Linked DNA regions of Mus musculus: region 2 is linked to region 1. Evidence: chromatin contacts called from ENCODE Hi-C or POLR2A ChIA-PET data. All regions are on one chromosome and are shown on one strand. The core of a region is the stretch at or near the end of the contact, and the rest is flanking DNA. Distances in the headings are between cores, read along the strand shown. Region 1 overlaps Gm6116 (predicted gene 6116). Region 2 has its middle 7.9 kb from the start of Gsx2.

What was found. A loop is a pair of places that touch in the nucleus more often than their neighbours do. ChIA-PET counts read pairs that join two places held with the same protein, here RNA polymerase II (POLR2A).
Region 2: a map of mouse embryonic stem cell shows a loop between it and region 1 (2.2-fold over the local background). The contact joins two enhancer-like sites. A Hi-C loop is called at or near these places in 1 of 37 maps with a recorded cell type or tissue (mouse embryonic stem cell). POLR2A ChIA-PET finds 5 or more read pairs at or near these places in 1 of 5 experiments (Patski).

The regions. Positions count from the first base shown.
Region 1 is chr5:74,958,130-74,963,783 of GRCm38, reverse strand. It overlaps Gm6116 (predicted gene 6116), which reads right to left. Exons shown (of 5, transcript NR_045866.1): 3 at 1,478-1,545; 4 at 365-472. The region is part of intron 1 of Gm52778 (a long non-coding RNA gene); the gene reads left to right. Among named protein-coding and RNA genes, the nearest start is that of Gm6116, 12 kb to the right of the region's middle. Within about 2 kb of position 2,488, at least 1 of the 3 ENCODE cell types and tissues checked has a DNase peak (open chromatin) inside an H3K27ac peak, as active enhancers do.
Region 2 is chr5:75,064,701-75,070,651 of GRCm38, reverse strand. No RefSeq gene overlaps it. Among named protein-coding and RNA genes, the nearest start is that of Gsx2, 7.9 kb to the left of the region's middle. Within about 2 kb of position 3,356, at least 1 of the 3 ENCODE cell types and tissues checked has a DNase peak (open chromatin) inside an H3K27ac peak, as active enhancers do.

The DNA of each region.
Region 1 (5,654 bases), core at 1,239-3,738:
CCTTGAGCGCCTCTCTCCACCTGCATACCCTCGAGGTCCTGCTCAGGACCACACAGATGTTCCTTCAGCAGGAGGCTGACCTAGTGACAAGTGTGGACAGGTGTAGCCTCAGGTGTATCTAATCACGTAGAACCAGTATGGCTGAGATGTAGGGTTGCTGTGAAATTGGTGTAAACAATTGGTTACACACAGCTTAGATACAAATTCACAGGAAATCAAAAGGGAATCAGGCACATCAATGGTCTGGACAATTGGGAACCCTAAGCACCCTCATATTCTAGCTCTAAGAGTGGTCTTGATAAATTCTGGAGGGCTAAGTGACTCTGGGTACCCATGATGGGCCATAGCTGATGGTGACACTGACCTGATCTTGGAGTTCCTTCAGGTGGCCTTTAAGGGTCTTCTCATTCAAGGGGGGAGGTCTTCTCTGAGAGTCCAGAACACTGAGGATCAGATGGAGCTTATCAGACACCTGCAGAAGAACGCAGCCAAGATCAACTTTAAGGCTTCCAGAACTTGCGGGGCTGCTCCCTCGGGCAGGAATTTCTCTCTCTCCTCTACAACAGGAAAGGGTCTGGGTACGGGGTGTGGATCTTCCTCCATATACCCAGCTGACCAGCCTTTCTCCAGGTTATACTTCCGGGTCTACAAATGTGTTTCAGAGCCCTTTTTGACCCTCCCTGCCCCTGTGCCTGATTCTTGGACCGCCAGGTTGGAAAGAAGCAGGCAGTGCACATGTGTGTGCCAAATGCCTGTGGCTCTGCTCCCTCCTGGCCGTCTGCTGATTGGGCTGTGTGGCAGGGGCTGGGAACAAAGTTCCCTTCTCATTCTTTAGTGATGTGCAAATGCCTCGCAATTGGCTCACATGGAGTAGTAGCTGAACTTGGGATGGAGACATGTTTTTGTTGGCAGGAGTACACATTCGACATCTATGTACATGTGTGTCTACTTTTTGGCAGACTGCAGAAACACAGTGGCTTTGGTCTTTCACAAATCTCTGTGTACTAGATCCTACAAAACCTCACGGTCCAGCCCAGTGCCTGTTTCCTATACGGAGTTTTAAAGGACAATACCATTCTGTGATTGATCACCTTTACTGCAGCCAGAGTACTCCAGTAATGAAGAGTAAATGACAGGAACCACTAGTGGTTACAGGCAACCCCCAAGACTCCAGGAGGGGCTTTATAAGTGGTCACCTAACCTGCAAGCGTCTATCAACAATGAGAAGTGAGGTTCCACCTGTGATAGAGTAGGGATGTTGCCTCTTCCCCCTGGGTCCCCTCTCTAACATCACGCCTTAGGGAGGGAGGGGGTGATGGAAAGGCTAGGAGGCCTTCAGGGGAGTCAGTAGGGATAGAATTAGAGATTTATTTATTCGAGATTTACAGGGTCTTCAAGTATGGTCCACACGGATCTTCATTCAGAGTAAAAAAATGTTGCTACTCTTTGGAGAATAGAAATGGACTCAGCAACATACATGTTCAGTGCATCCTTGGGACATCATGGGTCCTGTTATAAGTTCAGTGTGTCCCACAAAGCTTGAGTCTGAAAATGAGCAGAGAAGAGAATGGAGAAGAAGCAAGAGCCAAATGCTCTTAGCTCTCCCCTCTTAATATATAAAGTTCGGCCTATGTGTGCCAGATTCACCTTTGATCATAGTTGAGTTGAGTCCTATATATTCAGTCTCATAAAAATTATCGCTATTGTTGTTTTGAGATACTGTCTCCCTCCATAGCCCAAGCAGACTTTGAACTCTTGACTCTTGAGTGCTGGGATGGAAGGCATTCACTGCCAACACCCAGCTATTATTACTATTATTATTCCTACTGTAACTCCATGGTGCAGGGGTTTGAGCATGGATCTTACACAGTGGGCCAGTGCGCTACCACTGAGCTATATACTTAGGGCTTTTAGAAAAAATGATTGGATATTCAAAATACACATGGTGCTTTAGGGCTGTGGAGTAATTTTAGGCAGAACAATGCTTTGTGTAGAAAGCCGTGCCTTCCCAACACTCCCAGTTTCTTCTCTTGGTTCCATTCTCCAACCAGTCCCTTGTTGTTAAGGGTAGTTTTGGTGCAAGATGCCTGTGGACTTCCATCTCTGACACCCTTCTGCTCTGGGCAAATTTACCAAGTCTCTAAGTGCCATTTCTGTATCTGTCTCCTGGGGCAAGGTATGTGTAGCAGGGCAATGTTGAGGACTTAGAACTGAATCTGACTCGCGTGCCCATTAGATATCAGTTTGATTAGAAAATGCACACGTTCCAGTTTCTTTGTAATTAGTCCATGTGCTCCAGTCCCCCTCCTCCCAAAGCTGTGAGCTCAAGATGGGAGACAAATGGAAAAACTTCTTCCTCAGAAATTCCTCTGAGGAAAAAAACGTCATTCCTCAGAAATGTGTAGGCGTGAGCGCCATCTAGCTGTGCTCTGGGTACTTCTATGATCACCAGGCAGAAAGTGAACAGGCTGGGGAAAATGTCCTTTGATCTGTCAGGCGAAGCAGAGCAGTCCCGTGGCCCTGTGGCAGGAGAGAAACTCAGAAGGCCTGTGTCTGAGGATACTGACTTCCATGAGAAGGGACCGGTTGTCTTCAAGAATATTAAGGGATGGAAGTCGGCAGGCAAGGGGACAGTTTAAGATTGGAACACAAATGCAGGGGGCACAAAGCAAATGCTTGTGTCTTGTGAAGCAGCAGCAGGCATGTGATTCTAAAAGGGTGATCATTAAGAAAGGCCCCTGAGAATGTGGAAGAAGGCCGTAGAGATGGATGACCCTCCAGGATGACGCAGATCACCAGCTACCTATTAACAGAAGAGTGGCAGAAGCAAAATCCAGCACAAGATGATCAAAAACCAAAGGGAGAAGAGACAGACGTCGAAAGGAAGACTGGTTCGGTAGAAGTGGAGTTGAGTGTCTACCTCGGTCTCTGGCACCCTCTGCTCTCTATTCAGCCTGGGGTAGGATGGAAAAGCTTGACTGAACAGAGAGGCTCCCAGGGAGGGAGGGAGGAGTCAAACTGCAGAGAAAAAGTCACCAGGACCCTTTGGAGTTGGCTCTACGAGGAGCCGGTGCCTGTATTAATGCTGGGTTCCTGTCTCGCGTTGCTAACACCCACGCCGGCAAAAACAAGGCACCGCTCTTTCTCCTCTGCCTGTGGAAATCTACCTGGGAGCTCGGCAAACCTAATAGCTCAGCAGCTTCCCTTTTATCAGAAGCCTTTGCTGGCTGCTAGCAATCAGCCCTGCGAATGGGTGTGGCTGCCAAGGCAGAAGACTGTGGCTCATACTCAGACTGCCTTGCTGTCACAGTCCAGATGAATACATTGTAACTGGAGTCCAGCGACAACATTGTTTCAAACTGGCATCGCCCTCTTGATCCCTCCATTAACTAACTAGCTCATGCAATACTTAAAATTCCAAAGGGGAGATGTGCCTCCAAAACCTCCAAGGACACAGAGAACAAGACCAGGGGATTTTAAATGTCTGACAAATAGTAGGCACTGAATAAATACTTATCACTCTTTCTGAGAAGAGGAATATTTGACTTTTCCTCTTGTGTCTTTTCATTAATAGCTCCATAAAACCTTTGCTCAGGGCTGGAGAGATGGCTCAGTGGTTAAGAATGCTTGCTGTTCTTCCACAGGACACCAGTGACTTTCCAGAACCCACAGTAGGTGGCTCACAACTGTCTAGCTCCAGAAATGCCAATGTCCCTTTCTGGCTTCCATAGGAACGGTTTCCATTCCATGCCCAGACACAAGAGAGAGAGAGAGAGAGAGAGGGAGAGAGAGAGAGAGAGAGAGAGAGAGAGAGAGAGAGAGAGAGAGAGAGGGAGAGAGAGAGAGAGAGAGAGAGAGAGAGAGAGAGAGAGAGAGAGAGAGAGAGAACCTTTGCTGGTTTTGTTTATTTTGGTTTGGTGCTGAGGTTGGAGCTGGCAGGTGTCAGGCACGTGTTCTAGCGCCACATCCAAGCTGCACCGCACCTTAGACAACTTAGGAGAACTCTCAGCAAGGTCACTGAAAATTTTCAGGTCTAACTTAGGGCCAAGCCAGGTTAATTCTCCCCCTCTCCCTTCCCTTTCCCTCTTCTTTCTCTTTCTTTGTGCACTCTACCAACTGAGCTACATCACCAGCTCCTGAGTCATAGTTCTTGAGTTTCTATGATATGTCGATCACGTGCTACTTTCACCATAACAACACAATTTCAGACTGCTGAGGTGGGTCAGTGCAGGGAGGGGCGCTGCTCAGCACACTTGAGGATCTGAGCTCGATGCCTAGGAACCACACGGTAGCAAGAGAATTGACCGCTGAAAGTTATCCTGGTCTCCACATGTGTGCTGTGTGGTACACATGCCTATTCTTACATATGCATACACACACACACACACACACACACACACACACACACACACACTGAAAGTAATAAGCAGATCTGGAGAGATGGGCCAGTGGTTAGGAGTTCCAGAGGTCCTTAGTTCAGTTCCCAGCACTCACATGGTGCTTCACAGCCACTACAGGATCTTATGCCCTCTTCTGGTGTGCAGATGTACACGCAGACATAACACCCATAGACATAAACTATATAAACAAATACATTTAAAATTAATTAAATGATGAAAAGGTAATAACAATGCTCACTAATTCTACTAGAAGGTAGTATAGACAGTCTTTTGGCTACAGCAGTTTGTTTAACCCTTTGCAGAAACGCCATGTCCCTCATTACTGTGTAAAGAGTAAAGACTCCATGTGGTTGGGTGTTTAACCTAAGGCTCCTGAGCTCAGGATTTAAACCCACGACCCACAACTGTGCTTTAAAAGAAAACACAGAGACCTGCTATGGGTCCTCCCTCCAGGAAATACAGCATTACAAGGTTTCCAGAGAATGGGACTGTGGGTAGCCTCCTGGTTGCCTTCAAGTGTAGAGTGGGTGGGCAGTTTTCTCCTTATCAATCAACCAGGGTCTCTGGACTGATTCCCTGCGTCTCAAGGATGCGCATCGCAGGCCTTCCCTGGAGAGCCTGTCAAAGGGCAGTGCTTGTGATATGTTCCGGAAGGGGCCCTGTGGAGGAGTCTGAGAATGAATTTTTTGAACAATTTGAACAATGGTGGCACTTCAGGAAGAAACCACTAGGCAGCCTGCGCTAAGATGGACTTCAAGTCTGGCTGTTTGATGGGCTCTCTCCCATTTTCTCCTTGGCACATGATGAGATTTGTATATGCTACGTAGCTCAAAGACACAGACCCTGGCAGGCTCTGCCACTCCACATACCGTGCAGGAATGGCGTGTCCAGTGAGCGCAGGCCTATTGAGCTCTGTCTCCTCATTTCCAGCTTTTTAGGGAACACATTTAAAGCTCAGTGGATCGGGGTGAAGGGCAGATGGGATCAATCCCAGTGGTAGTGGGGAGGGTCACGTGTGCAGAGAGGGGCATGAGGTAAAGCAGCTGATGTTTAGAACTATTGAAAACTTTCTAGAAAATGGTTAGGTTCCCAAACGCATTGCTGCGGGTCTCATAAATGACAGGGAAGAGGAACGGGAGCCATTTGGACATCCTATGGTCTGGAAGGAATGGCTACTCTGCAGCCAGATGGATACAGGCTGCGACCCTAGTTTGGATGTGCAGAAGGGTTTAATGACTGAGAGCCGGACTCTTC
Region 2 (5,951 bases), core at 2,107-4,606, 110 kb before region 1:
TGGCTCAGCATTTCAGGAAAAGCTGCCTGTCTGTCTCCTCCGGGCCTTCTGGCCCTAGGAACAGAATTTTGACGGCAGCAAATACCCTCCCCCCGCCGCCGCCCCCACTTCACCTTAACTTAGATTTGCCCACCTCCAAATTCTAAGCAGGCATCCCTCTCCCACTCCCAAAGCGCTCGTCTGTCACTGGAATGAATTTATTGAGTGCCTACTCTGTGACCAGCGTGTGCGAGGCACCACGGGGAGCCCAAGGAAAAGGCCGAGACAGTATCCAATAGAATATTGTTTCGTTCTAGTAACAAAGGCCTGAGGTGGGGACAATTATCCGGATAATTGAAGCAAATGCCCCACCTCCCTCCCTCCCTCCATCGCTCCCGCTCCAGTGCTTCTGGCACTTCTCAGCCTGGCTCCTCTTTACAGCAAAGGCGCCTTCGCAAAGACTGGGAGGGGAGGTAGGGAGGGGAGGGGGGCAGGCAAGGCAGGGGGCAGTTTTTCACCGAACACCAATTCCCTACTCCCCTCAGCCCAAGCTCGCTGCTGCAAGCATTGGACTGATACAGCTGCGGAATTATGGGGATCAAAACACTTTTCTTTCTGCCCTTCCTCCTCCTTCTCTCCTCCACTTTCATTTTTTTTTTCTTTTCTTTCAAGGATGCCAGATGAGGAGTCTAAGTCCCTGGACCCTGCACTTTTATTTTTCATTTTAACCCAATGGAGAATGAACCTTTGTACTTGAGAAACTCTTCAGCCTTTCTCATTGTTTTTTGTTTGTTTGTTTTTGTTTTGTTTTGTTTTCAAGCTTGGTCATCTACCAAAAAACACCTAGTGAGCTTTTATAAAAACATCCAAAGTAACCCAGTTTTGCTGGGCGTGGTAGCGCACGCCTTTAAGGCCCATGAGTCTCTGTGAGTTCCAGGTCAGCCTGATCTACACAGTGAAACCCTGTCTCAGAAAACAAACAAACAAAAACCCCACCAAGATCCTACAGATTTTTCATGACAGGCAGCCTGAGCAAATACTGAGAAAGGCCTTCTCCTTCCTCCTCCCATCCTGGAACAAGAAGCGATTGACTTAACACTGCCCCACCCACCCAACCTCATCCAACCCTTTGATAAATGGAAAAGTACAGTGGTGGAGTACTTGTTTGATGGGCAAAGGGGGCTATGCTTGGTCCTCAGCATTGTTTCCCCACCCCAAATGTGTGTATTGGGCACCTACTATAAGCCAGGCTCAGCTGAGAATTCAGTAGCACACAAGGCCAGCCCCTTGGGAATGCCCAATACATTATTAAATGGATCAACAAATCAACTTAGAGCTGGTAGGTTACGGAAGGCCATGGGAGTGTGAAAGAAAGCTCTGGGTGTTGGCAAAAATCGATGCCTGAAGTGACATTTAAAATGAGATCTGCCAGGATCGTGAGGAATAAGTTTCAGACCATCAAAGAACTCAGGGACAGGACACACAGAGTCCTGAAGAGTCTCTCTCTCTCTTTTTGAGTTGAGAGAGCTGAAATGAAGCCAGAGACACTGAAAGAAGAAATTCAGTTTTTATGTATGTGAAGTAAGAAAAATAAAAGCCATCATCCTTGACAGTTTGTGAGGAATTAAGGACTGCTGGCCCATTGTGCCTAAAGTCTGATTATGATTATTGTTGTTGTTGCTCAGCACCTCAGCTGTCCTCAGAGCAGATGCCATCAGAGGCTCTGGGTGTGGCTTCAGCTCAGGGCTAAGTTCTCCCAGACCTGTCCTCCTTAGGCTTCAAGGCTTTTGCACCCACTCTGGAGAGCCCCTCTCCTTGGCTCCTTCAACCTTCCATTTCTGGGCAGCAGCCTCATGGACCTGAGATGTGCCAGGGATACCGCACCACATCCCACTCCCTACCTAGTCCAAAGTCCCATTCCTGCCTTCCCTACTTGGGGCTGTATCCTAAACTTTGAAACTTTCCCCCAAGTAAACAGCTGTATGCTCACCCACGTATGAAGGAGGGCTCCATTTGAGGGTATAATGGTCCTCACAAGACCACCCTCTTCAAGAGCCTTGTGTGTCAGGGAGACAAAGTAGCCTTGCCCACATAACACAGTTAATCCCAGCAGCCCTCCTAGAAAAAGTGACATCACCTCAGCTGTTTGTGGGGCAGAGCCCCTGCCTATGCAAGGTCAATGGCTTAATCTAGGTCTGACAGGTAGAGATGCCAAGGCCAGGACTCAGATCTCATCTCTCTAAGGTGGGGTTCTAGACAAGTCTGCCAGCAAATATGTATGGGCGACCGTTGTGTGCCTGGCAGTAGGCTAACACTTCACACGGTGTTTCTCTCCCACAATGATGCTGTGGGGAAGGTACATTTATTATGTCCTCTTTTTTGTTATGGTCCAACCCTTGCTTCATGTGGCTTTCCAACATACTAAAGTTCCAAGGCTCGGTCAAATGGTTCATGTGACAAAAAAAGAGCAGACTGGAACTAAGAGGAGGGTAGGGGTCGGGAGCCTTATTTTATGCACCCGTGTCCAGAACACAGGAAGCTCTGAATGAAATCAAAACCTCATTATTTTATTTCAAAAGCTCACTACAATCAGTCTGAATTTCTGTAGGTTTAACTTCTGGTTGGGTATCTTTCCCAGATGACTTCAAATTGCACCTAAGCAGAAACTGGGTCTGTTGTGTTAACTCTTAGTGTTTGTCAGACAGGCAGTCCATAGTCCGCCTAGATGAGAAGTCATACCTGCTCTGAAAGTCTGGCTCCTCATTTCACAGGCAGAGAAACCGAGGCTGCGAAACACCAGAAAATAGCAGAGCCAGAATATTTGACCATGGTTTCTTCTTCCCTCTTCTGAGGGAGGATCTCACACAGCAGCCAAGAATGGCCTCAACTTGCATCTTCCGGCCTCAGCTTCCCAAGTGCTGCACTTTCAAGCTAAGTCCCTCTTCTCTTTTCATGCAATTCATAGCTCTCAGTGGACGGTGTCCTCAGATCAAAATGGACAGAACCTGGCCACCCAGGTTGTGCAGCTGAACCGATCCCAAGTTCATGCATTTGCCCCGTCCGGGTGCAGAGATTCATACAGTAGCCCCAGCGTCAGGGTATCCTGCGGGTCACCCTGCTCTCCGAGCGCTCGGCTGCGCCCTCCCGGGTCTCCCCCTCTTCCTTGTCAAGCTCGCGGGATAAAAACAAATGAATCCACACGGTTGCACCGACCCATAGCCTCCCAAACAAGGCACCATCAATCCCTAACCCACCTGAGCAGCTGCCCTTCAGGGCAGAGCCACCACAGGTGCGCATGCTCCCCCTCCTCCCCTGAGCCCGTGCGCATGCGTGGGTGTGGGGCGGGAGAACTTGAGCTTGTAGGCAAGCGCCTGAGTATGTGGCGTGTGTGCTGGGGGAGGAAGGGTAGGCGGGAGTACATGGACTTGAGAATCAGTGTGAAGGTGAGACATAGTGTGTGCGAGGGGAGTGTGCGTGTCCGCACTGTGTGGAGTGCGTGGGGACCCATGGATGCGCTTTGTGCAATGCGAATTTGTGAGCACGCCAGTGCGGGTTCGAGGCAGACACTGTGTGCGCGCGCGGGGTGCTGGGGGGGGGGGGGGAAGAGACGGACGTGTGAGCTGAGGGCATGGCTAGGCCATCTAAAGGGAGTTCCCCTCCAGTCAGAGCCAGGGTGCACCGCCTTGGGCTCACCTCTTTCACTGCCTCAAAGTTTGCTCTTTGCCTGGCGGATCATCTTTCCATTCATTTACATGACCTGCTTTGATGGTGTGCCAACAGATGCCAGACTGTGTTAGGCGCTGGCGGTGGGTGGGGGTGGAGGGGACAGACCAAAATTAAATAGCTTTACATCTCATGCATCATCTGCATACACTGGAAATTTGGGGTTTCCTGTTTCTGTGTGACTGCTTTGCAAAATGTCAGTGAACCACAGAGAAGTTGCCCTCTTGCCTGTAAATCAAGGAGCATGAAGTAGCTAATGAGACCAGAGACTCTACACAGAAAGGCCCTCCATAACAAGGCCTTGTCAGTCTCTCTGACCATTCCAACTGTAGGCCTCCTGGCTCCTCAGCTTTGCTTCCCGCATGGCCGTCTCTGTCTCCTCTTCCTTTCCTCAACTTGAGGTCTTGCCTCAGACATCATTTTCCCACGTGTTTTTTTTTTTTTTTTTTTTTTTTTTAGATCAAAATCCTTACTCTATACTCTGTATAGTCTTACCATATCAGATAGTCTTCTTCTCTTAAGACAGTTATCTCTTTCTTCCATACTGTGTGCTGTGCTGAGTAGGTTTGTTTATTGTGTGAATCCCCCTGCTGGATTAGAGCTGGGAGAGATGGAGGTTCATGGGGGTGGGGATGGGGGACTGGAAACAGCCTTGCTCACACTCACTCAATGATGGACAAGAGATAGGCAGGAGAAGGCGGTCTCCACAGCTCCTGCTGAAGCACAATTCTCTCTTACCTTCACATAGCACTTTGCAGTTTATGAAGACTCTCGCAAAAGTTATGTTTTCTCTTTTTCTTTCTTTAATGTACATTGGTGTTTCATGTGGCTATGTGAAGGGGTCAGAGCGTGCTGGGAATTGAGGTGCAGGTCCCCTGGAAGAGCAACCGGTGCTTTTAACTGGAGCTCTAAGCCATCTCTTCAGCCCCAGGACCTCTTATTTTCAACAGTTTCATGAACTCCTTCCTGGCCTGGAGTTTGCTCTGTACTTGAGGCTGGCCTTGAACCCCTGATCCTCCTGCTTCTACCTCCCAATGGCTGAGGTTATAGAATTAAGTCATGGTACTCTGCTGAGACTTTTAAATTTACTACAGTTCTCTTTGTTTTTGACTTTTAAATTAAAATTTTTAACGTAATTCTTATATGTGTTTTTACATGAGTTTGTGTGTACCACGTGGGTGCAGTGTTCTTCAGAGGCCAGAAGAGGGTGTCGGATCCTTTGGCAGTGTTACTGATGGTTGTGAGCCACTGTGTGTGTGCTGACAATTAAGCTCAGGTTCTCTGCAAGCAGCAAGTACCATTAACTACTGGGCTATCTCTCCAGCTCCTTAAACTGTAGTGACAATTTTGGTTTCTTTTAAAACCCAGTTAGTTATGGGAATATATCTGTTTGTTTGTTTGTTTGTTTGTTTTAAATCCCAGGTGTGGACTGTGGGGCTGCTTCAGATTGTTCACAGCAGCTGACTATGATTTGTCTCGTGCTCTGGTAGGGGCATGATTTTCCCTGCTGAAGGTAGTTTACATTTGGAATTCTGGGGACTCTTCAGAGGGTGTGTAAGTGCCAGAGCCCAGAGAGAGGAGAAGCCTTCTGCTTCCCCTGCTGTCACTGGTTCCTGTTGTCGCCCTTTGTCAAGTGGTTGTGCTCAAAGCAACGGGAAGAAGAAACTGCATATCAGGATGGCAAAGATCAAGCTTGCTCCAAGAAACTGGACACCCTTAATCAGCAGAAAGTAGCCTAGAGAGCTCCACACCCTCTTTCCTTTCTCACTTGACCTAGTGTTGGGGGTTGGAAGGGATTGGGATAGAGAAGGATGGTAGATATAAGAATCCAATAAAGTAGCCAGAAGTACAGTTACATTAGACTAATGTAGTGTACAAAATAATGGATTTCACCGTGATATTTTCAGGCATATATCAGTGTGTCTTGATCATCTCTCCCTCTGCTGCTCTCCTGCAGACTTTCTTTCTTTCTACTTTCTCCTGGTTCCAAAATGCTCTCAAATTTAAGCGACTAGGCACTAGCTGCAGCCTGTACTTTGATAGACAGAGACTTTCCATTAGAAAAGAAACACAGTATTAACAGTATAAAATCAGAGCAGGAGCGAGTACTTGGAGGGAGGAAAAGGAAGGGGAGTAAAGTAATTAAAATACAGTCTCAAAAGGAAACAAAAAATTAACACCCATCTCCTCCAGACTATTTGGTCACTTCCACCAAATAGTCCACTTAACGCTTTCATGCTGCGGATTAT